Linked DNA regions of Homo sapiens: region 1 is linked to region 2. Evidence: chromatin contacts called from ENCODE Hi-C data. All regions are on one chromosome and are shown on one strand. The core of a region is the stretch at or near the end of the contact, and the rest is flanking DNA. Distances in the headings are between cores, read along the strand shown. Region 1 has its middle 15 kb from the start of GPX3. Region 2 has its middle 54 kb from the start of NDST1.

What was found. Hi-C counts contacts between places; a loop is a spot of excess contacts on that map. Pooled maps may share reads with other maps.
Region 1: a map of mammary epithelial cell shows a loop between it and region 2 (4-fold over the local background). The contact joins two enhancer-like sites. A Hi-C loop is called at or near these places in 1 of 168 maps with a recorded cell type or tissue (mammary epithelial cell), 2 of 37 single-sample maps with no recorded cell type and 4 of 50 pooled maps.

What each region holds. Positions count from the first base shown.
Region 1 is chr5:151,003,320-151,008,650 of GRCh38, forward strand. No RefSeq gene overlaps it. Among named protein-coding and RNA genes, the nearest start is that of GPX3, 15 kb to the right of the region's middle. Within about 2 kb of position 2,897, at least 24 of the 41 ENCODE cell types and tissues checked have a DNase peak (open chromatin) inside an H3K27ac peak, as active enhancers do.
Region 2 is chr5:150,559,208-150,564,356 of GRCh38, forward strand. No RefSeq gene overlaps it. Among named protein-coding and RNA genes, the nearest start is that of NDST1, 54 kb to the left of the region's middle. Within about 2 kb of position 1,309, at least 2 of the 41 ENCODE cell types and tissues checked have a DNase peak (open chromatin) inside an H3K27ac peak, as active enhancers do.

The DNA of each region.
Region 1 (5,331 bases), core at 1,647-4,146, 450 kb after region 2:
GTCAGAGAGGTTAAGAAACCAGCTACCGTGGCACAACACTGGAACGCGCGTCCTTAATGTGAATTCAGGAGGCCCTACAAGGGTTGGTAGACTTTCAACAGGCAGGGCTGGGAGAGAGACTTCTAAGAGAGGAAACACAGAAACGAAGCCTTAGAGGCAAGAAATACAGGCACGTCTGGGAATGGCAAGGGGATCAGCGTGCCTGGGGTGTGAAAAAGGAGGAATCTGAAGAGATCAAAACTAGAGAAAGAAAACTGAGTCAGAGTGGTGAAGACTGTGAGTAGCAAGGCAAGGAGATCCCGCTGTATTTTGTATTCAGGTGAAACCAACTGAAGATAATGACATCATGTGTGCTTTATGAGGATTAATTTGGTGCATTGCCTAAGAGAACAAGGAGACTAGTTAGGGGCTTGTTAAAATAGTCCTGGCCAAAGATAACTAGCGAAGGAATGAGAACCAGAAGACATTACAGAGATAAAATCCACAAGATCTTATTAGATGCTGGGGAAAGAGGAAAGAATTGTGATTAAGATTTTCATGTTTGGGCAACCAGGAGAATGTGAGTGTGTACACCAGGAGAGGGGCTGGACAGAAGGGAGAGGCGAGTTCACTTTTCTTTTATGAGCTGGAAGGACCACAGGGACCTTTGAGTGGAGATGTTTAGAGGAGAGTTAGAAACAGGAAGCTGGTGATTTAGACATAGTACCTGAGAATCAGAAGAAACCCAGGGCCGGGTGTGGTGTCTCACGCCTGTAATCCTAGCACTTTGGGAGGCCAAGATGGGAGGGCTGCTTGAGGCCAGGAGTTCAAGACCAGCCTGGTCAACATAGTAAGACCCTCTCTATATAGAATAAAATAAAATTTAAAAAAAGAAGAAGGCTGGGTGCAGTGGCTCACACCTGTAATCCCAGCACTTTAGGAGGCCGAGGCGGTGGATCACCTGAGGTCAGGAGTTCAAGACCAGCCTGATCAACGTGGTGAAACCCCGTCTCTACTAAAAATACAAAAATTAGCTGGGTGTAGTGGCAGGTGTCTGTAATCCCACCTACTCAGGAGGCTGAGGCAGGAGAATCACTTGAACCCAAGAGACAGTGAGCCAAGATTGCGCCATTGCATTCCAACCTGGGTGACAGAACGAGACTCTGTCTCAAAAAAATAAAAAATAAATAAAAAGAAGAAGAAATGACCAAGGGAGCTGGCCAGGGAAAAACCTACACTTAAGATTCAGCAAGGCATGTTAGACCCTGATAACCTGCAATTCCACAGCCAGGTTTCTATCCCAGAGAAACAAAATCACACGTGCACAAGAGAGCGTATGAAAGTTCACAGCAGCATTGTCTGTCTTGGTGAAAGCCTGGGTCAGGGAGGAGCAGGCAAATAAACCATTAAACATCCACATTGTGCAATAGTTACCAATTAAGTAGATCAAAGGTATTGACATGGACAGATCTTCAGAACATACAGTGGATGAGAAAAACAACATGTAGTGCAATAATAATGTATAAAACATTACTTATGAAAAAAGAAGAAAAGCCAAACAATCCTGTCACATATATATTTTAAATGATGTATGTGTAGGCATAGAGAAAATTCTGGAAAGCTAAATCCATGCTAATTGTGATAAAGGGGAGGAGTTGGGACAAACATGAAGAGCAGAAGGGGTTAAATGGGGTTTTAGCATAGTTGTCAGGTTTTAATTTTATAAGAAAAATGTAATCATCTGTTACTTATGTGAATAAAAATTCTCAAAATATTTTTAAAAAGAAAGATTCAATGGGAAGAGGAAGCAATGGAATAGACAGGAATACATTCCTAGACTCTAGGTAGGACACTGTTACTGGGAACACTGGGAGAAGTTTCTGGAATGCAAGGTGGAAAAAGGATCCACTGCACTCAGCAACGCTGCAGAGACAGCAGCCAGCAGGATGAGTCCTGTGAGCTCAGCTGGTTGTCAACACCTTTCACTTACAGCCACTAGCTCCTGTGTCCTTGAAAAGTCGCCATGTCCCACCACTGCCCTTGAATGAGATGGAGACTTTCTGTTCTTTTTTGAGTTGTAAACATCCAAAAGCATTTCATCAATTTCTTGTATTTAGACATTCCCTTCCTTTCCCAGAAATTCCACAGTGATATTCTCAGTGTTCTCTTTCCAGTCCTTCAAGCTGTGTATGAAATCTACTTCTTCCCAGTCCAGCTCCAGCAAATACCTGCCTCCTCTCTTGTTCTCCATTCAAAAAACTTCCAATTTGAGGTCATTTTTAAGAGCATTACTGTGGTGGTGGCGGTGGTGGAGTTTATAGAATTTCTCATGGGACCCACAGCATGGATGTGGCTAACACTGACTGAGCACACAAAGGTGCAGGCACTGTGCTAACTTCATAGGAAGTATCTCGGTTAATCCTTTCAGCAACCCCAGTAGGTCAGTACTATTATAACCTCCAAGGTCTTTCTTTCACAGCTGGGACTTAGTGTGGCTGAGCGACCTAAGGAGGTAAGTGGCAGTAAGCTTGTGGTGGGTGACTCTGTGTTTGTCTCACTATGTGAGTTTGTCCTAAGTGATCAATAGGGGTGGGGACTGGACTAGAAACAAGGTCTCAGGTATGCAGGGGTGTTCAGTTTACCAAATGCCTTTATGACCATTAATTCATTTGATGTCACCACAGTGCTTTAATGACATGGGTCATTAGGGAAAATAATGAGATGAGTCAAGCTTTGTAATTCCCTTAAAGTGGTCAAGTCTGGGTTAAGGGCTTTTAGGGCACATTAACTCACTATGTCGTCTTGAGCAACTCTGCAAGGGGTGGGAGCAGAGGGGGCCCCCTTTGGCCCAGCTCTCTACAAATCATCTAGTTCCTAGCAGCCACTCCTCCTGGTCTGCAAATTCTTGGCGAGGCACCCTCCTGCTCTCCAAACCCACCCATTCCAGGCGATCCCTTAAGTGGCAGAGGAGCCAGGTTCCTGGGGTTAATAAGCAGGCTGTTTATAGCCAGCAGCAGTCACGGGACAGCCAGCTGGAAGGTCATGCCCCTTCTGAATGTTGAGGTTTCTCATAAACATTTCCCCAGTGAGCCTTCTGGGAGATGAGGATGACTCTGGGCCCATTGCCCTTGCTGGGGCAGAGCGCCAAGGCCCCATACTCACTTTCTTCTCCTTTCTCCCGAATCTGGCTCTCTTCCTCTTTCCTCCTTCCTCTCCTACTCTGCTGTCATTCCTTCCCTTTCTTCAGTGGAAAGAGGACACGTTTCACAGTAGACACACAGGATAACTCAACCTTCTGAGCCTCAGTTTCCTCCTGCGTAAATGGGGTAATAATGGGACCTTCATCTCAGGATGTAAGGGAAAGTGCTTAGCACTGTGTTAGGCACGCACAGTGGACATTTAAAACATATTGGTCATGTCTTTCCCCCTCCACCCTATCCTTTTGCCCTAATCCTGGCCACTGCCCTGTTTTCTTTCTATTTTCCTGCTCCAGCCCTGCTCCCATTTCCACCCTGGGCACTTCCACCCCACTGATTGTGCTGCTGCTGCCTGGGAGGGTAGACGAAGAAGCCAGGCTTCATTCAGAGGAGGGCTGACCACCGCAGGGCCCGCCTGGCCTTGGCACTTCCCCATGAGACCGCACCCTAGGCCTCTCTGCTTTTAGTAAATAGCCCATGGGAACAGGGGGTGGAGGGAGGATGTAGAATGGGAGAGGCCAAGACATTTTAACCTTTGGCTTCTATTTGCCCTTAATCTGGCTCTTCCAATGGCTTAATGATCAGAGATCATTGTGTAAATTGCTGTGTGACTTTGGGCAAGTCCCCTTCACTCTCTGAGCTTCAGTGAAGTGTGGGAAGGAAGTGAAGAGCAGAAGTTGGGTAGAAGTGCAGGTCCTGGAACCAGACCATCTCCACCACTTGCTAGCTTGGAGTACATAACTCCTCTGTGCCTCAGTTTCCTCAACTATAAAATGCAATTTATAGTATACCTAATTTATAAAAGCACTTTTAAAAGTGCTTAGAATAGCGCCTAGCCCATAGTTGGTACTAAATTAATCTCAGCTATTATATGCAAATGGAGAGGTAGAACAGGGGTATGTGTGCATGAGAGGAGAGCTGGACCTTCTCTGAGGGTATTCTAAAGTCCTGAAAACCCACATTCCTCCTTTTTGGATAAGAAGAAGACAGAACCTTGAACACAAAGTACTTCTCCCAAGGAGACCATAGGAAACTTGTCAAAGACTTTTAAAGCCAGATGGACCCCTTAGAGGTCATCTGGTCTAACTTGTCATGCTACAGTAAGAACAGGGTGGACCAGAGAGATTCGGACTTATCTGGGACCACAGAGCTTTTGACGAGTTATAGAATTGCAGGTGGTGCATTGCAGGGAAGGGAGGCACTTTAAGAGGACAGTGGGATGGGCTGCCAGAGGGCTGGTGGGATGCTAGAGGTCAGATTCCCAGGCTCCATGACCTCCAGGATTCTTAGTTCAGGCACTTACCCCATAACTAAAGCACTGATGTCACCACCGGCATCTTTAATAATTATAACCATGTAATGAGGAGGGACTATATCCCAAGCACTGCACCAGACGCTTTCACATGCATTACTTACTCCATACAAAATCCCCTTGGCAAATGAGGAAACACGCCTTGCCCAAGCTGCAACAATTACAAAGGGGCAGAGCTGGGCTTTGAATCCCGGTCTCTCTGATGCCAAAACCAGGGTTCTCATGCAACACTCTTTTCATGTTTCCCAGAGCCTAGTTTGAGGCTTGAGCCTCAATAAATAAGGATCTTGTATTTGTCTCACTGGGCTGGCCAAGCAGATCTTGTATTTGTCTGACTGGGCTGGCCAAGCGATAACACTAATGAATCAGCCTGGGTCCCAGTCACCTTTCCAGCCCTTTCCACCCTGACCCACAAGCCATGATGAGAGACCAGACCCTGTGTAGGAAATCTTTCTTCCAGGGGCCCTGCCTCTGTGTTATCTGTCCCCACTGTCAATGGGAGAAGCAGTGGCTGCTTTCGGAACAGGCAGGGGAGGAGGGCTTAGAGCCTGGGGTGACGCTTCTGGCTGCTGGGCCTGACCTCCCCAGACTTTAGCCAGGGCCCTGACTTGAATGGGAGGAGCATGAACAAACAGAAAGTTGTAGGAGAAGCAAGAAACCAGGTAAGGTGAAAAAAACTTTTCCCCTCCAAAAATACGAAGTTTATAGTTGATGTGAATTTGTCAACTTAATATAGTGTAAGAAGCATAAGGTTTAATACGGTCTTCCTCGCCATGATGGCAGGAAGCACATCTGTTGTATTCACTACCACATGCTTAGTGCCCCACCCAAGGCCTGTCTAGA
Region 2 (5,149 bases), core at 59-2,558:
CACAGCTTCTGAGGGACAGAGGAGGGGCATGCTGGGGACACAGCTGGGCAGTCCTGCTTCCCAGGACCCAGTATGTTCAAAGTGAAATACCACAGTGCCACCTCTGATGGCACAAGGGCAGCACCTGCAGAGCCCTCTTTGCAGTTCGTCAGCTGGGAGCTTGGTTTGGGTCAGGTGGCCCTCACCAGCAAGAACACAGCTGGAGGCTGCATGGACAAGAGCAGATCCAGAGGCATGGTGCAGAAAGGTGACTGTGCCAACTGAGGGGTCAGCCTGCAACAGGGATTTTTGAATTTACATACAGCTGAGATTCTGTTTTGAAAGAATCACTTAATTGAAAACCAGGTAAAGGTGGGGGTGCTCTGTGGTTGGAGTGGGAGTGAAGCTCTGGACTCTTCCCAGCTCACCTCCTCCCTGTCTCTCAGGCTATCTTGGAACCCTAAGATTTCTCAAAACACATTGTGAAAACCCAGCCCAGTTGCTTCCAGAGGTCCTAAAAGTCCTGCAGTTCTAATAGGCTGAATGAGTAGCAGCCCATCAGCCCCTCCTCACCCCCCACGGGGATGTCCACCCAGTAAATCTGGTGCCCCAGGAGTGGTTTGGGCTTCTAGAGGTGGGGAGTTACCTTGGAGAAGCCTGGATCATGCGTGTAGGGCAGTGTGTTTCACAATAGGAAAACGCTGGGAACAACCTAGATGTCCATCCACAGGGTCTCAGCTAGGTAACCTCCAGTGTATCCATTCACTGTAATGATGATTCAGTTGAAAGTAATGAGCTCAGTCTCCAAGCCCTGCCAGGGAAATTTCTATGACAGACTTATACAATGTGACCATCATGGAAAGAGAACACTACAGTTTGTATTTTTCCTGGGGTTGTAGATAGACGTCTCATATCAAACTGATACTAGGGGAGGAAAGACTGAGAAGGGGAACTTTCAAAGGAGACTTCAGCCTTGGCTGAAATATATATAAGACAAGGATAATGCATTTGCATATCATTTGTGGAATGAAAAAGTCTTAATGAAAAATAGAAATGGACAAAGCAGAAAGGGGGACTCCAAGCAGCTAGACTTACATGACGATGCGATGAAGGCCAACACTGCTTTACCCAGCCCTTAAGCTCCTATGGAGTTAGGATCTGGAGGAGGCCTAGGTGCCGGTGATCAATTTCTTGCCTGGCTGCATTTATCCTAAGCATTCGTGAAGACCCTGAGCTGAGGATCCTGACTTTCCTGTGACTGTAGGCCAGTCTCAGCTCCTCTCTGGCCCTGGGAGCTTAGCTTCCCCAAGCTGACAGACGGGGGAGCTAGGGTTAACATCACCATTGCTGGAACAAATTGACACCATGTCTCCCGATATGATGCAATGGGAAGGACCCAGTGCAACACCTGGGAAATTCCTAACGAAAACACGGGACATGAATCCAGCCAAGGGGAACAGACAGACACATCCGTATTGAGGGACATTTTGCAAAATAACTGGCTTGAACTCCAACAATGTCAAGGTGATGAAAGATACAGAAAAGCTGAGAAATGGTTCAGGATTAAAGGATACTAAAGAGATGTGGTAATCAAATGCCATGTGTGACCCTGGAGGGGTCCTGGACCATGAAACAATTAGCTATAAAGGATACCATAGGGACACCTAGCAGAATGTCAGGATGGACCGTGTGGATTAGATAATACTATTCAACCGATGTTCAATTTTCTGGTTTTGATTATTTTACTGTTATGTAAGAGTATCTAATGAAGTACATGTGAGATATTAGTTTTTTGAAATTACTTTTGCACCAACCTAATATTTAGGGGTAAAAAGGAAGAAATGGAACTGAATTTTGACTCCTGTTCTTTCTCTAGTGGTACTAGATGGTAGGTACTCATCAGATGCAGTCCAAAAGATGTCCACCAGGGGGCACTATTATCCTAGCCTCTCACAGTGTAGTCAGCGCGAATGCCTCCCGGGAAGACTGGGCTGGTGGTTAATGGTGGTGGGGCAATAATATTATCAATATTAACATCAATAAATTAAATAATATAAATAAAAAGTATTTCTTATCCTGTCAGGCAGACCCTCTGCTTATCAAGTGCTATCTTTAAAATTTTTTCTTTTTGTGACAGTGTCTCACTGTGTCACCCAGGTTGGAATGCAGTGATCTCGGCTCACTGCAGCCTCAAGCTCCTGGGCTCAAGCCATTCTCCCACCTCAGCCTTCTGAGTAGCTGGGATTACAGGCATGCACCACCACGCCAGGCTAATTATTTTGTATTTTTTGTGAAGATGGGGTTTTGCCATGTGGCCCAGGCTGGTCTTGAACTCCTGGCCTCAAATGATCCTCCTGCCTCAGCCTCCCAAAGTGCAGGGATTACAGGCATCGGCCACCTTGCCCGGCCTCTTTTAATCTTCATAACAATCCTCTGAGGTAGGTATTATCATTCCCATTGTATATTTGAGGAATTTGAGTTCAGAGAGGTTAAGTAACTCTGTCAGGATCACAGAGCTGGTAGTCATTGATCCATGAGACTCCACAGCCTGGAGTCCACTAGGCTGTCCTGCCCCCTGGGCCTGAGGCTGGGAATGTGTCCTGGCACAGGGAAATGCCATGACCATGAGGCAGAGTGGGGACAATTCCCCGAGCCTGGCTCTGCCCTTTTCAGGGCTGGGGACTGGGTGATCCTGGGAAGCTGTTAAAGGTGCCTAACAGTATGTGTACCTACAAATCTAAAACAGAAGTACAAACAGGGAATGGTGTGAGATGTATGTCTCCTTCCACTCCCTGACCTTTGTCCTCCAACTCACTTCTTCAGAGGAAACCACCATTAGCAGTTTCTGTGGATCTTTCCAGAAATTGTTTTACATATACAAACAGTTGCGTGAGCATGCACACCCTGCTGGTGTGTACCCTCAGGCTATTCTGCACTGTGCTTTTCCATGGGGGCCTCTGGTCAGTGGGTGGAGGGTATTTACTGCTCTGCATGGCAGCAGAGGGCTCCTCTGCATGGGTAATTGGTGGAGGGTGTCTGTTGCTCTGCATGGCAGCAGATGGAGGGCTCCTCTGCATGGGTACTTGGAGAAGCTCTGCTCTATTACACCTTTCAGGGAGTGGGGGTAAAAACTGGAGCTTGAATTCCTTGGCCTTTGCCCCATTCTGGGGTGTTCTCCCTTGGGAAGGAATAGGCTGTGCAGCACAGTAGTCAAAATATGCACAGCCGGGTAGATCTGGTTTCAAATACAGGCTCAGTGTTGGCTGTGTGACCTTGGTCAAGTAATTCATGTCTCTGAGCCTCAGTCTTTGCTTTTGTGAAGTGGGGATAGTCACAGGACTGAGGTGACAGAGATGTTGTGAGGAGTGAAGAGACAGTGTCTGGAAAGCCCTCAGCAGGAGCCTGCTACACAGTGAGTGCTCAGTAAAGTCTCTGCCAGTTCCTGGTTTCACACACATACAGACCCCATTTCTGAGCCTGAGCCTGGGGGTGGCACTGCCACCTTTGTCCTGAGGCAGATGAGGATGGGCTGAGGAGTCAAGTGGCCCACTCAATGTGGAAACTCATTACATTTGATTGTTCTTCCTGGGACCTTGAAATGGAAGTGGTGGGTGATCTGAGGCGCTGAGAATGACCCTTCAAAACACACACACATAACACCAACTTCACAGGAAAACAAGGAACATGAGAGACTGCTATAAGCAGCTGCACGTTAAAAAATCAGATGCTCTAGATGCAATGGACAAATTCCTAGAGACACACAAACTACCAAAACTGACTCAAGAGGAAATAGAAAATCTGAATAGGCCTGTAACAAGTCAGGAGATTGAATCGGTAATCAAAAAACTCCCAGCAAAGAAATGCCTACCACCAGGTGGCATCATTGGTGAATCCTACAAAACATTTAAAGGAGAATTAACATCAATCCTTCTCTTAAATTCTTACCAAAAATCTAAAGAGGAGAGAACATTCCCAACTCATTCTATGAGGCCAAGCATTACCTTGATACTGAAACTAAGACTCTACAAGAAAAGAAAATTGCAGGCCAGGCGTGGTGGCTCACACCTGTAATCCCAGCACTTTGGGAGGCTGAGGCAGGTGGATCACCTGAGGTCAGGAGTTCAAGACCAGCCTGGCCAACATGGCAAAACCCCATCTCTACTAAAAATACAAAAATTAGCCAGGCATGGCAGCATGCACCTGTAATCCCAGCTACTCGGGAGGCTGAGCCAGGAGAATCGCTTGAACCCAGGAGGCGGAGGTTGCAGTGAGCCAAGATTGCGACAGTGCAGTCCAGCCTGGGTGATAAGGCGAGACTCCATCTCAAAAAACAAAACAAAACAAAAAAATTATATGCCATGATCAAGTGGGTTTTATCCTAGGAATGCAAGGGTGGTTCAACATATGAAAATCAAAGTAATGTACCACATTATTAGAATGAAGGGGGAAAAAACCACATGATCATCTCAATTGATGCAGAAAAAGCATCTGACAAAATCCAACACCCTTTCATGATATAAACGCTTATCAAACTAGTACTAGAAAAGAACTCTTTCAACATGATAAATGCCATATGTGAAAAACTCACAGCTAACATAACTTTTTTTTTGAGACAGGATCTCACTCTGTTGCCCAGGCTGGAGTGCAGTGGCACAGTCGTGGCTTACTGCAACCTCGACCTCCCAGGCTCAAGCGATCCTCCCACCTCAGCCTCCCAAATTGCTGGGACTACAGGCACGTGCCACGCCTGGCTAATTTTTTATTTTTGTTGTAGAGACAGGGTCTCGCCATGTTGCCCAGGCTGGTCTAGAACTCCTGGGCTCAAGTGACATAATTCTTAATGGTGAAAAACTGAAAGCATTTCCCCTAGGATGAGGAACAAGACAAGGATGTCTGTTTTCATAACTTCTAGTTAAGATTAGAAACTTATACTCAACACAATACTGGAAGTTCTAGCCAGAGCAATTAGGCAAGAAAAAAACAAAAGGCATCCAAATTGGAAAGAAAGAAGTAATACTATCTCTATTTATAGATGACATGATCTTAATGCCTAGAAAACCCAAAAGAATTCATACACATACACAAACTATTAGAGTTAATAAGTGAATTTTGCAAAATTTCAGGATACAAAATCAATACACAAAATCCATTGAATTTCTATACACTATAA